Linked DNA regions of Homo sapiens: regions 1, 2, 3, 4 and 5 are each linked to region 6. A link is a contact called in ENCODE Hi-C or POLR2A ChIA-PET data. All regions are on one chromosome and are shown on one strand. The core of a region is the stretch at or near the end of the contact, and the rest is flanking DNA. Distances in the headings are between cores, read along the strand shown.

Evidence for each region. Hi-C counts contacts between places; a loop is a spot of excess contacts on that map. ChIA-PET counts read pairs that join two places held with the same protein, here RNA polymerase II (POLR2A). Pooled maps may share reads with other maps.
Region 1: a loop to region 6 is called in a map of CD8-positive, alpha-beta T cell, with 6 times the contacts of the local background. The contact joins the promoter of OAT here to the promoter of PLEKHA1 in region 6. A Hi-C loop is called at or near these places in 1 of 168 maps with a recorded cell type or tissue (CD8-positive, alpha-beta T cell) and 9 of 50 pooled maps. POLR2A ChIA-PET finds 5 or more read pairs at or near these places in 1 of 52 experiments (activated CD4-positive, alpha-beta T cell).
Region 2: a pooled map shows a loop between it and region 6 (6-fold over the local background). The contact joins the enhancer-like site here to the promoter of PLEKHA1 in region 6. A Hi-C loop is called at or near these places in 4 of 168 maps with a recorded cell type or tissue (CD4-positive, alpha-beta T cell, CD8-positive, alpha-beta T cell and naive thymus-derived CD4-positive, alpha-beta T cell) and 10 of 50 pooled maps.
Region 3: a loop to region 6 is called in a map of B cell, with 12 times the contacts of the local background. The contact joins the promoter of TIAL1 here to the promoter of PLEKHA1 in region 6. A Hi-C loop is called at or near these places in 2 of 168 maps with a recorded cell type or tissue (B cell and CD4-positive, alpha-beta memory T cell) and 6 of 50 pooled maps.
Region 4: a loop to region 6 is called in a map of CD8-positive, alpha-beta T cell, with 11 times the contacts of the local background. The contact joins the promoter of LHPP here to the promoter of PLEKHA1 in region 6. A Hi-C loop is called at or near these places in 3 of 168 maps with a recorded cell type or tissue (B cell, CD4-positive, alpha-beta memory T cell and CD8-positive, alpha-beta T cell), 1 of 37 single-sample maps with no recorded cell type and 6 of 50 pooled maps.
Region 5: a loop to region 6 is called in a map with no recorded cell type, with 16 times the contacts of the local background. The contact joins the enhancer-like site here to the promoter of PLEKHA1 in region 6. A Hi-C loop is called at or near these places in 8 of 37 single-sample maps with no recorded cell type and 6 of 50 pooled maps.

The regions. Positions count from the first base shown.
Region 1 is chr10:124,417,672-124,420,371 of GRCh38, reverse strand. OAT (ornithine aminotransferase) reads left to right here and starts at 1,449. Exons shown (of 10, transcript NM_000274.4): 1 at 1,449-1,499. RefSeq lists an enhancer at 260-774 and silencers at 748-1,407, 1,350-1,889.
Region 2 is chr10:124,910,637-124,913,413 of GRCh38, reverse strand. No RefSeq gene overlaps it. Among named protein-coding and RNA genes, the nearest start is that of ZRANB1, 30 kb to the left of the region's middle. Within about 2 kb of position 1,497, at least 4 of the 41 ENCODE cell types and tissues checked have a DNase peak (open chromatin) inside an H3K27ac peak, as active enhancers do.
Region 3 is chr10:119,595,604-119,598,303 of GRCh38, reverse strand. It overlaps TIAL1 (TIA1 cytotoxic granule associated RNA binding protein like 1), which reads left to right and starts at 1,340. Exons shown (of 12, transcript NM_003252.4): 1 at 1,340-1,870. The coding sequence starts at 1,839. LOC105378512 (a long non-coding RNA gene) reads right to left here. Exons shown (of 2, transcript XR_946358.3): 1 at 2,312-2,700; 2 at 1-1,690. RefSeq lists enhancers at 128-217, 113-1,110, 1,108-1,697, 1,111-2,109 and silencers at 1,708-1,817, 2,228-2,327.
Region 4 is chr10:124,460,431-124,463,130 of GRCh38, reverse strand. It overlaps LHPP (phospholysine phosphohistidine inorganic pyrophosphate phosphatase), which reads right to left and starts at 1,308. Exons shown (of 7, transcript NM_022126.4): 1 at 1,144-1,308. The coding sequence starts at 1,268. RefSeq lists a silencer at 969-1,428.
Region 5 is chr10:125,063,329-125,066,139 of GRCh38, reverse strand. The region is part of intron 2 of CTBP2 (C-terminal binding protein 2); the gene reads left to right. Among named protein-coding and RNA genes, the nearest start is that of MIR4296, 32 kb to the right of the region's middle. RefSeq lists an enhancer at 2,560-2,811. Within about 2 kb of position 1,264, at least 15 of the 41 ENCODE cell types and tissues checked have a DNase peak (open chromatin) inside an H3K27ac peak, as active enhancers do.
Region 6 is chr10:122,373,276-122,376,022 of GRCh38, reverse strand. It overlaps PLEKHA1 (pleckstrin homology domain containing A1), which reads right to left and starts at 1,315. Exons shown (of 12, transcript NM_001001974.4): 1 at 1,217-1,315. RefSeq lists silencers at 708-907, 918-1,077, 1,098-1,167, 1,208-1,317, 1,458-1,607.

The sequences.
Region 1 (2,700 bases), core at 200-2,699, 2.0 Mb before region 6:
GCTTCAGCCCATGTGGAAGCCTGACAGGAGATGCTCATTGTCCAGCTCCTTCCCATGCAGTTGCTGATGACTTTGGTGACCAGATAGCCTTTCCCACACTCCTCTCTTTGGGTTCTGGAATTCTGGAAACCCCACTTGGAGGCCGTTGGGCCTAGGATGGATAATGGCCCTCGCTGGTGCATGAGACCCAGGTTATTTCTCCATCCCTTGTGGTTTACTTGCCTACATTGATTGATTGATTGGTTGATTAAGATAGATGGTCTTGCTTTGTTGCCCAGGCTGGAGTGCAGTGGTGCAGTCATAGGTCACTGCAGCCTCAACCTCCTGGGCTCAAGTGATCCTCCCACCTCAGCCTTTGGAGTAGCTGGGAACATAGGTGTGCCACCACACCAGATTAATTTTTATTTTTTTTTGTGGAGACGGGGTCTCACTGTGTCGCCCAGGCTGGTCTGGAACTCCTGGGATCAAGCAATCCTCCTGCCTCGGTCTGCCAAAGTGCTGGGATTACAGGCATGAACCACGGGCCCCCACCACCACGTTTTAGGAAATGTTCACATTGGAGTGTGCCCTCTGTTTCCAGCTGGGCCCCCGACTGGTCATTGTGGTCTAATGGAGTGTGGTGCCGGCAGCTGCCAGCGCCTGCCCTCTGAGAGGGGTGGCGAGGGGCACACAGGACCAGACTGCCCCTACTGTTGGATGACTGGGTAAGTCGCTTTCCTTCTCTGGGTCTCTGTTTTCCAATATTTAACATCTTGTTGTGGGCTAAGTGAAGTCCAAGTCCCTTCCGATTCTAACATGAGGTTGTCCCGGAATATCTATTTTGTGTTCTGAATTTAATAACCGGCTGTGGAGGGCACCACAGGCAAATCTGTACTGTGAGTGGGTTGCTGCCACTCAATTATCTGACAGCAGCTGCGAACAGGTGGGCAGTGTGTTTTCCATAGGCAGCGACGACTTTTGGAGGTGGATTCAGAGGCACAACTAAGCCGCGCGGCGCATCAGGGTTCAAGGGCATGGGGCTCCCGCAGCTGTGGCTGGGGCAGAGCTGGGGCTGGTCCCTCCCTCCAGGAGCACAGGGCGGGCGGTCCAGCCTCACGTCTCTCGGCCTCCAGCCACACCCGGCCCGCGCAGTGGGGGGCCCAACAGACTTTTCCTTTTCGGGCCTCAGTCTTCTCGTCAGCAAGGGCGGACAAGGACTCTTCTCGTCCCGCCAGAGGAGGCGACCGAGGGGCCTGAGCTCAGGTACAGGCCGGCGGGCTCAGGAGGCGCGAGCGCGGATCGAATCCGCGGGAGGAGCAAAGATCCTTGATGCGCGGCCGGAGGGCGGGGCGGAGGACGGGACCCACGCGATTGGTATCCTGCCCTCCGCCCCAGCCAATGAGCGGCGAGGGTGTCTTGGGGGCGGGGCAGAATCAGCCTTTAAGTTGCAGTGACTCTCCGGCGTCACTGTTGCGCTTCATAGACGCCGCGTGTACCCGGTTGTCCTCAGGCGCTGTCAGGTACCGTCTGGGCGCCGCTGTCCTGGGGCTCTGGTTCGGGCCCTGGCCGGGGTTCCCTGACAGCGGCGGGGGAGGCGGGCGGGCGCGGGGTGGCCGCGGCCCGGGTTCGGGGGATGCTGGCTGAGGGGGCGCGCTGGGCCTCGGCCGGGGAACGAGCCCCGCTTCAGCGGCCCGTTTACTCTGCGGGCGGCTCGGACCCGGGCGCCCTGGAGTCTCCGGCCGGCGCGCAGCTTCAGGGGGCAGGGGCGTGGCGACCCACGGCTTGCAGGCCGGAGTCCTGGTTCCAGCCCAGAGCGGCCGACGGGCGGGCGGCAGGGAGAGGCTGAGGATGTGGCAGCCCCGCCTGCCAGACCGGGCGGAGCCGCCGCCCCCTGCGCTCGCGGCCTGTGGAGGCCAGGACTCGGCCCACCCGGCCCAGAGACCCCGAGGCGCCCCGGGGTTCCGGGTAGGAGGCCTTTGGGCACCCTTGGTTCCTGGGGTTGGCGGGGAGGCTGCGTTCTGGGGACGGGGGAGCTGTGCAGTAAACCGGTGGCCCTGGTCACGCGGCGGGGGCGCTGATGCAGCCTTGGAGGGCTGGGTCCTCCCGGCCTGCTCCTGCGCCCTGCAGATCGGCCTGCCCATCGCTCCCCTCTTCCAGCCTATGATTTTTTTTCTCCAGCCTCTGTCGAAATAAAGAAAATTACGGAAGCAGAACCTTCCTTACAGTAACGTGCAGGTTAATTAGATGGTGGGGGATGGGGGGGCAACAGGACTTTCAGCATGAAAACCTCCCGTTGGGGGCTTTTTGCAAACCCTGCTGAGCATCAGTAAATGGGCCTGGCCAGTGCGTTTCCTCGATCGCCTTCCCGGGCGGGACGGGAGGGGTCATTGTCCGCCCTTTGCTGGCGAGAGGACTGAGGCCCGAAGTCACCTGGGCACTCGCCCTGTGACCCACCGTCTCCTTTTGTCACTCTACATCTTACCTTTTCGGTGTTCAGTTTTACCTCTTAGATAAATTACGGTGATAAATTAAGGGCGAACAGACAGTGACTTTGGAATGAAGTGGCTTTACCTTAAGAAATGACTAATGTTCAGTTTCCAAATTCTAAATTTCTCCTTCTGGGATTGAAAGGGTTTCTGTGGATAAGCTAGTTCTTTCAGTTAACCCCGGAACTGTTCTTTAGATTGTAATCAATCGCTCTTAGCCATGTGAAATAACAAT
Region 2 (2,777 bases), core at 248-2,747, 2.5 Mb before region 6:
CTATATTTGAATTAAAAAGATATCATCAATAAATACAGCAGAGGGCATTGTCACAGTTACAGAACGGTGGCTGTTTGGCACACCTACCGAATTGACATTCTACTTATGTTTATCTGGACTCTGAGAAATATTTCATTTGGAAAAAGTATCCACTGTCTTTTTGGGGTTTTTAATTTCCTTTTCTTAGAAACCTTATATTAGGCTGGGTGCAGTGGCTCATGCCTCTAATCCTAGTACTTTGGGAGGCCAAGGCAGGAGAATTGCTTGAGCCTGCGAGGTCCAGGCTGCAGTGAGCCATGATGGCACTACTGCACTACACCCTGGACAACAGAGCAGGACCCTATCTCAAAAAAAAAAAAAACCTTTGTAGTAAAGGGTAGAGACAGTATAGTTTTGTTGATAGTTTGTTCTGGCTTTCATTTCAGTTTTTCCCAAACTAACTGTAGAGTTCATAAATCCATATTGCATTTTTGTGAAAGTTTTGCATGCAAAATTGTGGATCTGTAGTTCCATTAACAGTAGAAAGCCATAAAGAGGTTTTGAGCAGGAAGGTGCCAGTATTGGAGCTGCCCACCTTTACCTGGAATGTCTGTGAGACAAATGAGGGCAGAAGTAGAAACAGGGGCAGAGAAGAGACAAGGACCTAAAACCAAAGTAGCTGTGGGAATGGAAAGGAGGGCCAAGAGTGAAATGGGAGACAGTGCAATGTTCAGAATTTGCCAGTGACTAACTCTGAGGCAGAAGAAAGAATCAAAAGTCAGAGAGTGGGCCAGGAGCAGTGGCTCATGCCTGTAATTCTAGCACTTGGGAAGGCCAAGGTGGAAGATCGCTTGAGGCCAGGAATTCAAGACCAAACTGGGCAACATAATGAGACCCCATTGCTACAAAAAATAATTTTTAACCTGCCAGGCTCAGTGGCTCACACCTGTTGTCCTGGCTACTCAGGAGACTGAGGAGGGAGAATTGCTTGAGCCCAGGAGTTCAAGGCTGCAGTGAGCTATAATCATGCCACTGCACTCCAGCTTGGGCAAGAGAGCAAGATCCTGTCACCAAAAAAAAAAAAAAAAAAAAAGTCCGTGAACTCTGAGTGACGGCAGTATGTGCAACAGTGGGACACGCAAGAGAGGAACTGGGTCAGAGGAGATGTGGACCCTTGAATCAGGAGATCCTGGACTCAGGAGGAAGGGAATGGCTGGTGGGGGAAATGCTGGTCTGAAATGTGTAGGGCAATCCTGGAGATCAACATCAGGGAGCTCTCTATGTAGAATTTAGTATGGAAGCCACAGGAGTGGGGAAGAAAGAACTACCGAAGGAAAAAAAAAGAGGAGTGGTCAGAAAGGTAGGAGATGAAGCTGGTAGTACGGTGTTCTGGAAGCCGAGGGTACAGTGAGCCTGAAGCACATGGTAATAAAAATTGTCAGATGCTACAGATTTCGAGCATTAGAACGGAGGAAAGGCCACTGGATCTGACAAACAAGAGACTCAGTGACCTTCTAGAGAACAGTTCTCAGTAGGATGGTAGGGAGAGAAGCCAAGTTTCAAAAGCTGAAGCCATGTGATTATAAACCACAAGTCCAAGACGTCTGGCAGTGAAAGGAAAGCAGGAGATATAAGACTAGATTAGGGCAGTAACAAAAATAAGGGAAAGGTTTTGTTTTCTTTTAGGTATTTATTTTAAAGAATGGGCATCTCTGAGCACTTTTATAAATGGAGGAGAGATGTAGAGGGGGTAAAAGGACTGAAATCCAGAAGGGAGGTAAAATTCAGAGCACAGTGATTTGTGTTGGCAAGCAAGAAAGCCCTATCTTCCTCAGAAACGAGGAGAGGAAGCTGTGAAAAACAGCTCTAGGGAGGTTTTGGTGGGTGAGACAGAGGTGATGGAGTGGAGTTCAAACCCTTTCTCCTCCTTGGTGAATCAAGCACAGAGTCTCCTGCTGAGGGTTGCTCTGGAAACTGGAGGAGATTCGGGACAATAGTTAGAGGGAAGCAAATCAAGAAGAATGAAAAAAGAAGAGCGACAAGAAACTGCTTTCTCCAAAAAGTCTTGGCAGTCCATAATCAGGCCTAGGACGGAAAGATCAGGCTGAGGCTGTGGAGCCCCCCGCAGAGGTGGACATATGCAGCTAAGGGAAATCGAAGGCGCTCTGCTAAAGGAAATGGTAACGGATCCAGCTTACTCAGGGTCTTTGAGGGATCTGTGCTTTTAAGTAGAAAGTGTTATAAAATGGGTGTTCCCCTCAAAAGAAATGTTAGAAATGTTCAGTTGTTACAAGAACATGTTCTCAGACGCGTTGCAGAAAATGTCATTTGTATAAACTGCAACGTATCTTCCATTCTCTGTGTATGATCAACATGATTCCCAAGTGGAAAAAACATCTTAACAGTAGAAAATGCAATGTAACAGGCTAGGTGCGGTGGCTCACTCCTGTAATCCCAGCATTTTGGGAGGCCCGGGTAGGTGGATCACCTGAGGTTAGGAGTTCGAGACCAGCCTGGTCTACATGGCAAAACCCCATGTCTACTAAAAATACAAAAAATTAGCCAGTCGTGGTGGTGGGTGCCTGTAATCCCAGCTACTCGGGTGACCGAGGCAAGAGAATTGCTTGAACCCGGGAGGCAGACGTTGCAGTGAGCCAAGATCACGCCATTGCACTCCAGCCTGGGCGACAGAGCAAGACTCTGTCTCAAAAAAAAAAAAAAAGGAAGAAAGAAAGGGAGGGAGGGAGGGAGGAAGGAAGGAAGGAAAGAAAGGAAATAAACGTATTTAATAATGTTGC
Region 3 (2,700 bases), core at 91-2,590, 2.8 Mb after region 6:
AAAGCTCAAATTCCTCAGCATGAAATAGATTCTTGACAACACGGTTCTACAAGGTCCTCTCTAGCTTTAGTTCCCTTCCCCCCGCTCCCGCCCGCATCCCCAGCCCATACATTTTAGCCATGGGTCCTGGCGTCTGAGCCTTTTGTTGTTCCTACGGACTCTTATGGGGCTCAACTCCTTTGCCGTGTCTCTATGAAGTCTTTCAGGTTGAAATTTCCTCCCCTGAAAATGGACAACATAAGGGCTTGCTGCATGGTTGATTCTGCTTTCAAGATTAATGTTCAGTGGCACGCATACGCACCGCCACTTGCAGAGGTCGACATGCACTTAGTACATGTCGGCAGAAGCAACTCTTAAGCCATTACTAACCGGGGCAGTTAAGTTCTGGCAATGGGCTGAAAGATCTTTCTTCATCGCCACTCTTCACTAAGCTACAAGACCAAGTACTTTCTCCTGAAGGTACTTAGAGGAGGAAAAAAGCACACCAGGAACTGTTGTGGGGGGTGAGAAGACAAATTCTACAGGGATGCAGAGCTAGTATGAACATGGCTTCCCCTATCTTCATGCAAAACTGCGTTTCTAGCCCACATGACTGATGTCTGTAAACGCAACTTTATGTTTGTGCACGTCTCTGCCCAAGGATTTTTTTTTCTTTTAACTCCAAGAATACGGGGGGAGTTGGGCAAGTCATTATAATAGGGCTCCTCTTCTTACCCCACTATCCGATGAGACATTTGATAGGGAAACCTCTGAAACTTGTAAAGCAATTTACAAGCAGGCCACCTACTTGTATTTAACAAATAGGCTAGAAATACCTATTTGTGGGAAATCGAGTCCCCAAAACACCCCAACCCCTCCGGGTCCCCGCCAGCACAGCCTCTCTTCTGACTGTCGCGCGAAGCGGCGGTTGACTAACGCGAGCCAGCCGTTCTGATGAACACAGGAGGGCCGGACGGCCCTGCTGGCTCGGACACCACGCGGAGGGAGAGTGCTGCCTGAGCCACAGTTGAAGAAACCGCTCTCGGGCTGGACGAAGGCGGAGCAGCAGCTCAGACTGGGCCAACAGAAGAGCCTTACAATGCCTGGAGCAGTCCGAGGACAGCCCCCGGCGCGAGGAACTCTGGGACTTGTAGTTCGCTTTCCCAGACAGCGCTTTTCCCCACTTGGTCTCCCCGCCTTTCAATGTCGCTTTTATTCTTCCCTTTACCTCCCAGCCCGCCGACTTCCTGGTCGTCGCACGTCCTCACGTATGACTACACTACCCAGAAGTCTCCTCTTCACGTCCCAGCGCGGGTGGGCGCCGGCGGCTCCTCTTAACCACAGGTTCCAGAAGTCCTCTGCAGAAGTGCTTCCCTCTCTCATTTCCAGGACCACAATTCCCAGAGACTTCGGCTTCACGACGTTTCTCTTTTTGCCCGATCTCTCCCGGAGCTGGCTGGGCTTCGGCCGGCCAGAGGCCCACAGCGACGACGTGATCCGTCGTGAGCGGGTCCCAGGGTTTCCTCGGCGGCCCTTTTTTCTCTCCCCTCGGTCGTCCCCCTTGCAGGCTGTCGCGGCTGGCCTGAGCGGTGACCTGGCGGGTCGCGCCTGCGCTCTGCCCTGTTTCCTGCCTGGCTGGTGGCGGCGGCCATTTTGTTCATCCTCCTCCTCCTCCTGCTCCTCCTGGTTGGAGCGCAGTGTCCGGAGCGGGCTGGGGGGAGAGAGCCCGAGAGCAGGGTTCGGTGCCTTTTCCTCTGTCCCCAGCCGGTGCCCAGAGCCCCCCTCCCCTTCCTCCCCACCCCCTCCCCTCCCCAACCCTGCCCTCCCCCTTGTCCCGGGATCGCTCCGTCGCACCCACCATGATGGAAGACGACGGGCAGCCCCGGACTCTGTGAGTACCCGAGACGAGGGGTGCCAGGCGCCAAGAGGCCCGGGCACCGCGGGACGCTAAGGGAGGGAGCAGGAGAGACTGGGCCGAAGCCGGGACTCTAGGCGGCTCCCTGACCAGGGCGGCGTGGACGCGAAGTGCATTCCTCATCTGTCCCCTTTTCCTTGGGAAGGAAATCCTCCCTTCCCCCAAACAGTCACTTCCTGGGGTCTGGGGCTTGTCTCGACCTTTTTCTCTGGCGTCCTTCTTTGCATGCCCTCCCTAGGCCGGGTTTCTGCACGGCTGAGGCTGTCAGGCCCAGGAGAACTCCTGCACCCCCTCCGCGTTGGACGCCCTGGGCTGGGCCTGGAGCTGCCGGCGCCCACGGGGGAAGGGCCTGGCGGGGGTAGGATTGGGGGTGGGCCCGGGGGTGGGCCCCGCGGGCCCTGAGGAATTAGCACTCACCCCTTCCACGTCCTCAGCTCGAGTCGCTCCCAGCTCTTCTCCCCAGCTAAGCTCTCGGAGGAAGCAGGACACTCTTTCACCACTCAAGCCCCTTCTCTCTTTATGCCCCACGTGCCCCCGCCCACGCTGTCAGAAACACCCGCCTAGCGCCCGCTACTTTTGAAGTACATAAGGGATACCTTTTGCTGCCCGAGCATCTTTCCCTTCTTGGATAAAGAAGTTTACTTTGAGCGCTCCCTACGCTAAACTGACAACCAGTTGTTAAACTCCTTTTGCTCTCTAGGTGTTGCCTCTTCCTAATCTGTTTGTGCGTCGAAAGCTTCAGAGTTGGCTAAAATTATGTCTTCATCCGCTATTTGATGTGTGTCTTCTGAACGCTTTTTCTCCTG
Region 4 (2,700 bases), core at 59-2,558, 2.1 Mb before region 6:
TTGGGAGGCCGAGGCAGGTGGATCACCTGAGGTCAGGAGTTAGAGACCAGCCTGCCCAACATGGTGAAACCCCGTCTCTACTAAAAATACAAAAAATTAGCCGGGTGTGGTGGCACATGCCTGTAATTCCAGCTATTCAGGAGGCTGAGGCAGGAGAATCGCTTGAACCTGGGAGGCGGCGGTTGCAGTCAGCAGAGATTGCACCACTGCATTCCAGCCTGGGCAACAAGAGCAAAACTCCGTCTCAAACAAAACAAATAAAAAAAGTAACTGGGCATGATGGCGGGTGCCTGTAATCCCAGCTACTCGGGAGCCTGAAGGGGGAGAATCACTTGCACCCGGGAGGCGGAGGTTGCAGTGAGCCGAGATCGTGCCATTGCACTCCAGCCTGGGCGACAGAGCAAGACTCCATCTGAAAAGAACAAAACAAAACAAACAAAAAGTATATCATTTCAACAGGCAAACAACATAACCCATTTTCATGTTTTTATTTTACATTTTACTCACGAAGTCTGGTGTTTTTGGGGGTTTTGTTTATGAGACCGTCTCGCTCTGCAGTCCAGGCTAGAGTACAGTGGGGTGATCACAGCTCACTGTAGCCTTGACCTCCTGGGCTCAAGCGATCCTCCTGCCTCAGCCTCCCAAGTGGCTGGGCCTACAGGCGTGCACCACCACACCCGGCTAATTTTTAAATTTTTGGCAGAGACGGGGTCTCCCTATGTTGCCCAGGGTGGTCTCCAACCCCCTAGCCTCAAGCGATCCTCCCTCCTCTGCCTCTGCAAGTGCTAGAATCACAGATGCGAGCCACCGCGCCCGGCTAAGTCTTGTTAATCGGTATGCATTTTACGCTTACAGCACATCTCAATTCAGACTGGCCGCAGGTCAAGCGCTCAGCAGCGCACGTACCAGGTGGCCGCCCTGTCTGACCGCGCAGCCCTAACCAGCAGAGTCCTGGTGCTCGCCGGGGGCAACAGTGGGGTCGTCCGTGGTCAGCACTGTGCGCGCACCGGGGTGGGAAGGGGGAGACCGAGGCGGGGCCTGCGCCGCGGCCCCGCCCCCTGCCGCCCCGCCCCCTGCCGGCAGCCAGGGAGCGGGCTGAGCTTAGAGCTCGGCGGCCCCAGCGGCGTCCCGGGGCCCACTCACCTGGCCACCGCCTCCACCGAGCCGGCGATGGCCGTGCCGCCGCCCGCGCCGCTGTCGTACAGCACGCCCGAGATGTCAAGCAGCACCCCGCGCACGCCAGCCAGCCGCTTGCCCCACGGTGCCATGGCGCCCGGCCCTGCTCCTCAGCTCCGCGTCCCAACCGACGCCGGCGCCGGCGCCGCGGCCGCGCAGGGGCGCCTGGGAACTGTAGTCCCGCGGGCGGGGCAGGGCAAGAAGACCGGGTGCAAACCCGGAACTGGGGCGCGGCCTGGGCACCCCGGCGTCACTCGCCCCTGAAACGGTGTCCTTTTCGGAAGCTTTCTTCCCAGGAGATCAGCGGACAAAGAGCAGGAAAAGCAGAAAACAAGTCCCTAAGAAAGGTCAAAGGCAAATTGAGACAAGAAGGCACCTGTAGCCAGGGGCGGTGGTTCACGCCTGCAATCCCAGCACTTTGGGAGGCAGAAGCGGGCGGACAGCTTGTGCCCAGGAGTTCTAGACCAACCTAGTCAACATAGTGAGACCCTGTCTCTATTAAAGAAAGAAAGAAAAAGTACAATACAAAATTGAGGCCGGGCGTAGTGGCTTATGCCTGTAATCCCAGCACTTTGGGAGGCTGAGGCGGGTGGATCGCTTGAGATCAGGAGTTCGAGACCAGCCTGGTCAACATGGTGAAACCCCTGTCTCTACTAAAAATACAAAAATCACCTAGGTGTGGTGGCGCATGCCTGTAGTCCCAGCTACTCGGTAGGCTGAGGCGGAAGAACCGCTTGAACCTGGGAGGCGGAGGTTGCAGTGAGCCGAGATTGCACCACTGCACTCCAGCCGGGGCGACAGAGCAAGACTTTGTCTTAAAAAAAAAAAAAATTATATGCAGATAACAGCCCTGCATAGATGAGGATGCATAGGACCTGGGCTGAGAAGAAAACGGGACTATCACAATGCGTTAAACCCAGGAGGTTTTTGGATAAGCTATAAAATACCACTCGATGCTACATTATTTTTGCAATAAATACACATTGATATTAAAAGGGAGGAGTTTCCTCAATGGCCCCTCGGAACCTTTCAAGTTATTAAATAGAAACGAGAACACTTTACTTCTGGTCCAACATAGCTTTGAGCTTTCAAAGAAGAGAGGATCATATTATTTCACCATTTCTTTTCAGGCTCTTGATTCACAGAAAGGATGAGGAATTCGTTGAAATGTTATGGGGTTCAATGAATTGTGTATATTTTGTTGACATGCTTACTAGGGGAGCTGTTTACAAGTGAAATAAAATACAGTTCCTACCCTTTGGGATTTCCACTAATGGGGTTGGGGAGTAGTATACCTTATATAAGGGTTCTTAGTCGCAGACAATAGACACCACTCCAGCTAGAGGGGTTTTGTTTACATGAGGTGAAGGAGCTTACAGATGACGGGTCTAAGTCCTACACAGCCAGGAGCCATGCAGCCACGAGAAACACTTAATTTTACTACTCCATTGGGACCACTGCCCCATCACTTAGTGCAGCCCCCAGCATAGCTGCCCCCAAAAGAACAAAACATATCCACCACTG
Region 5 (2,811 bases), core at 15-2,514, 2.7 Mb before region 6:
GTTAGGACATCAGCCTGAGCATTAGAGGGAGTTCACCATCAAGAAGATGACGGCTTTTTTTTTTTGGCTAGAGTGCCATGGCACAATCAGGGCTCACTGTAACCTCTGCCTTCTGGGCTCAAGCGATCCTCCCACCTCAGCCACCTGGGTAGCTGGGATTACAGGCGCATGCCACCAAGCCAGGCTAATTTTTGTATTTTTCTTAGGACAGGGTTTCGCCATGTTGCCCAGGCTGGTCTCAAGCTATCCTAGGCTCAAGCTATCCGCCCACCTCAGCCTCCCAAAGTGTTGGGATTATAGGTGAGAGTCACCACACCCAGCCGATGATGGCATTTTTCTGATAGACTGGAAAGCCAGCTGAATGAAATAGCTAGAAGAGGACAGTGACCCTCAGCTTCTTCATATGGAGCACGAATGGATGTAAATTTAGTGGGATTTCTTTTCCACTGGGGCTGGCCACAAGAGCTGGCAGTGTGCTCCTACAGTGAGTCCCTCCTCTAACTTTACCTCCCACTTTCTCCCTCCGGCCCCCTTAGCTCTCAGCTCAGAGACCCACAAAAACAAATCCTGGGGAGCTGACTGCGCAGGATGTGGACTTGGTATTTCCCTGATACTGGCATTTGTTAGCCGGATCCTGCCTCTTCCCTTCGCCACCTCGCCTTCCCCAAAGCCCCTGCGGGCTTTGCTCTTCCTTCCCTTTATTTTGCTGAAGTTGACAGTCAGGTATGAGCTGCATTAAAATGTTGACTCATCCTTGGGTTGTTTTCAATTTTTTAAAAAGTGCACATTGAGAAAAGCACAGATTCATGTGTGCAGCACAGGAAATCATCACAAAGAGAACAAGGCTCTTGTTGGGGGCATTTGAGTTCAAGCAGAGTGCCCCAGTTGCAAGACTTCCATTTGGATCTGATGATGGCTGGACCTCCCTGGAAAGACTGGAACCTGAAGAGCCCAGTCAAAGAACAGTCTGTCAAGCAGCCCCTCCGCAACCACAGTTTTTGTGCAGAGTGGTTTGGGGAGCCCATGGAATGGGGACAGTACGATGTATTTTCTAGTGGCAAACATTTCATCATCAAGTGAGAGTTTCTTTGCTGGGCATTTCCTGTTCTGTGTGAAACAGTTGTGGTTACCTGTGGGTGTGTTTCAGATAATCATTAGAGCATATTCTCTGCTCGTTAAGCAGTAAAACCAGTGAGGTGGGGAAGCTTGTGAAACTGAAATCCCAAATATGCAAAACTTGGCAAGAAAGTAGAGAAGAGCCAGACCAGCTCTGAGCTAAGTCACCAAACCAGAAAGGTTTCATTCTTTGTCTTTTCTTCCTCTGTCTTTAACCACAAGCCTTGGGCTGAATCCCCACATCTCACTACACAGTCAGGGAAGCAGGGTCAAGGCTGACTGGGGACACTGGCGTGGCGGGAATGGGTGAAGTCTCCTGGGTGGATAGTCACCTCTCTGCCTTTTTTGAAACTAAACTTCTCTGATTTTTATTTCAAGTTGTCCTGAAGAACATGATTCTAAAACAGATTCAGAGCACGCACTCTGACTATAAATAGAACATAAGGCAAACTTGGACAATGGATTGTGGCACTTTTTTTTCATGTACCTGAAATTCTTAGAGTTGGGGCTCTCTTCCCTTGAGAAGTAGAACTGCTATTCTTCGGAGACCGATGGGTGACCTCAGCATTGTCCTCACCAAGAACGCTGTTTCCCCAGGGATTGCACCCCTCCCACCACAGTTATTTTTCTCTGAAGGCCTGAGTTTGGAAGAAGTACTTGCCTGTTCCCGTAATTATGGAAACCGGAAGGTAACTTACCTGTTTGTGCCTGGCCTAATTCAGATTAGAAAAAGATCAATCCATTGTTGTCTAATGGACAGGGGACAAATGATGAAGAAAACAGAAATAGCCCATAAAATGATAGGGATGTCCCGGCTCCCAGGCAAACTCTGGTGAAAACCGAGGAGACTATGGTGTTCCCTGAGGTATTCACCATCTAACTGTCTTCCACACCATATATATAAGCTGTTTATAAATTCTTTGTCCTGGCCAAAAATACAAAACCTACTGGCAGTGATTTATTTTTTTAATGCATTTTAAATAACTGGATTCCTATGTGGAATTGGAGTTGGATAATTAAATTACGATGGCCTCTAAAGTTGGGGTGCGGGGGGTTGAGGGCTTCAGCAGAGAGCACCCCTGGAAGGTGGCACTGCAGCCTGGGGGTGGGGGAAAACCGTGCCTGATGGAGTTGCTGCAGGGGTCCCTACACGGGGTGTCCACCCTTCTTGCCCAGACACCCTGTGGCTTTGAGAATCGCTGTGACATAGCCACGGGAGAGCTGTGTCTGCTTAATGCTTTTGTTTACTTTGGAAGTTTGTCCTACATGAATGAATTCGCAAAACTTACATTCCCCGTAAAGCTGTCACTGAGAGAAAACACAGCAATAACTCAGGTGATGTAGTTAAACCACCATTGAGTTTGCGCCATCCATGAGCTGATAAATCGTACAGCTTCATTTGGTAGGAATCAGCAATTTTATGTGGCAATTAATTTTTACTACTGTAGGGGAGCCAGAGGATGAGCATTTTACTTCGGTTTTGTGTGTGTTGAGAGAAACTTAACGGTTTTGCCACAGCAAGAAAGGATCGTGCATGAGGCCTTTCGCACGAGTCGACGTGTTTGGGTGTTATCCTGGGGTGTCCTTGCCAGCTTTTGTTGGTTCCTCACGTGGGCAGAAGAGTGAATGCTCAGTCCCCATCGGGGTGCCACAGGCCTCATGACGTGTGGGGTAAAACACGTATGTGGCTTGCGG
Region 6 (2,747 bases), core at 66-2,565:
CAGATTGATCAGGAGTTCTAAGATGAAAGACAATGGTGTAAACCTCATAGTGCACTATTTGTTCCAGTCATTAAACACACAGGAAATAAGATTTTCTATTTAGAAAACTAACTCACAAGGGGCAATGACTTCATTAAAACAAAGAAAATCTTATTAAAACAACGATCAATTGTAAAATAAGAAAACCAGTACTGCAGAATTGGAAGGTGAAACAAACAGACGAGGAAAACGCAGAAACTGCCTGGATATTTATTTGTTCCTTGAACCTCTTCTTGTACTGCCCCCAGAGAGCAAAGGAGTTTCATTATTTATACGCCCAGACCACGGTAGATGCTCTGCGCGGGGGCACAGCCTCACCAGAATTCTACCAAAGGCGGTAAACACTATAAGCAACAGGACCGCTTTCATTATGACACACTTTCCCCTCTTTCCAGGAGGTCAATAGAAAGCATCTGAAACAAACCACAAACCACTCAAGACGGCCCCAAAGCTCTGCGGTTGGCAGCTGGCCTCGGCGTCGAAAGACCTGGGTCTGGTCGCCTCCCCGGTGCCACCTGCGTGACCTTGGGCAAGTCGCTTTCAACGCTGCCTCTGGCCACCTGCCCCGAAGGTGCGGAGGTAAATCGCGGACACCGCCCGACTTCAGGGCCCAGGGCGGAGCCGGCTTCGGCCTCGGCAAGTCCTGAAGCCAAAATGCATTAAACACCAGGAAAGGATGCCCGGGGACGCGCGCCCCGCGGGCACAGCCCTGGAGGGAGGCGCTCCGACCGGCGCCACCGGGAATCCCCGGGCAGCTGCGCGCACCGCGCCCCGAGCGGGATTTCTCGGGGGGCGGAGACGCCGAGGAGCTCGTCGGCCCCGCGACCGCCGCGGGCCTCCCGCCCTCCCCCGCCGGGCGCCGCTGAGGGCTGACGTCGGGAAAACAATCGGGGACCCACGGGAAGAAGACGCCGCCCCCTCCCGCTGCCCCAAGCCAGGGCAGGTGAGCCGGCCCGGCGGCCTCCAGGTGCTGTGGCGCGTGGCGCGGACGTGCGCAGAGGGGGCGCCGGCTCCGCACTCACCAGCACCCACCGCCCCTCTGCGGACGCCTCCCCGCTCGCCACAGCGGGAACCGCGCTCCAGCAGCCCGGCAGCCCCGCAGCCGCCGCCACCTCGCGCCTGGCCCCGTCCACCACCCCTGCTCCAGCGCGGCCGCGTTCTTCAAGCTAAACTTTACCGCGGCCTCGGCCCGGAGCACCCGCGCCGCCGCGGCCCCGGCTCCCACAGAGGCTCGGCTGCCCGGAGCGGCGTCCGCGACGGCCAGCCCGCGCACTGCGCACGCGTCCCCACGCTGCCTCAGCCCTCAGACGGCGGCTGAGATTCCGGAGCGGGCGCTCCCAGCCCGCAGAGACTACGAGTCCCGGCAGGCCCCGCGCGGGTCCCTGCGGCGTGGCGGGCCGAGTTTCTGGCGTCTTCCTGGTTCCAGCGGCGGCGGCCTCGGCGCGCCGGGGAGGCCTGCGCGCGGAGCTCTGGGCCGCCGCGCCGCGGTGCTTCCTGGTATTCGTAGTTTTTGACCACCACTGGGCTTGGCTCGGAGGTAGAACTCCGGGTTCTCTGATGTCATCGCCTAGAGCTGCGAGGAACAGGGATCTTTAAAAATAGGCTTCGTTAGTTTGCAGATAATTTGTTTGCAAGCTGTCCCATAATCGGTCCAAGTGTCACAAATTTACAGGCTGCGGTGTGACCTGGAGAAAAACGCTTTACAGCTCTGCGCGCCAATTTTTCGCTCTTCTCTCTCCCTGCAAATGTAGCTCCACTGCCTACTTACAATGGTGTTAATAGTACAGGAGGGTAAGAGAGACTTAAAGAAGGGTTAGTCGAAATTCTTTCAGCAACGGTGGAGCATAAATATGTATTCTGGTAAATATTCGTTGAGTGTTTAGCAATTTCTCGAGCACTTAACTGTGTGCCAAGTACGCGATAGGCAACCCGGCATTCATCTGAGAAAGAGACACTGTCACTGCCCTTATGGAGCCTGCAGCTTGGGGGAAACTCGTCCGCAAACTAGCAAAATCGTTCCAGATTTTAATAGAATGGCCAGACTGAGAAAGTTCAAGAGACAGTAGCGGTGGCGGGGACGGGGGGAGGCTCTTCAGAGAGAGTGGCAAGGCAAGTTCTCTGAGGATGTGATATCTGAGCTGAAACCTGAAGAATGAGAAATATTCAGACAGGCAAAGAACTGGGAAAGAATTACATGCCACGCCTTTCACAGCGCATGCCACTCTAGGCTCTTAATAAATATTTGTTCTTTTTGTGTGCTTCTTCCTTTCCTCTCCTTGCACAACCTTAGATCACATCCTATCCCCTTCAAACCCTTTAAAAAATCTTTATCAACATCTTTTAGAATATCCTTCCTATGTGAAAATGTACATGAAACAAATGTCCAGTGGTAAGACAAGCTGTACAGCTGCTAGGACAGAAGACACAACCCTGGTGACAGGCTGGAATCTATCTACTTTGCCACTTTCTTTATTTGCGAACTGGGTTAGAAGTCTGGGGGCTCAGCCTGGCCTCCTGACTTGTTTCTCTTCATGGGGCATCATACAGGATTTTGAGTTTGTCTTTATTAAAATCTTAGAGGAAGCCTACCTGTTATCTGAATCAGAGGTGTAGTGAAGAACAGCCCTAGATTTTCCTGTGTAGACTTACCTATGTGACTTTATGCAGAGAGTGACACTTTGCCCTTCTGACCCTCAGTGACCTCGACT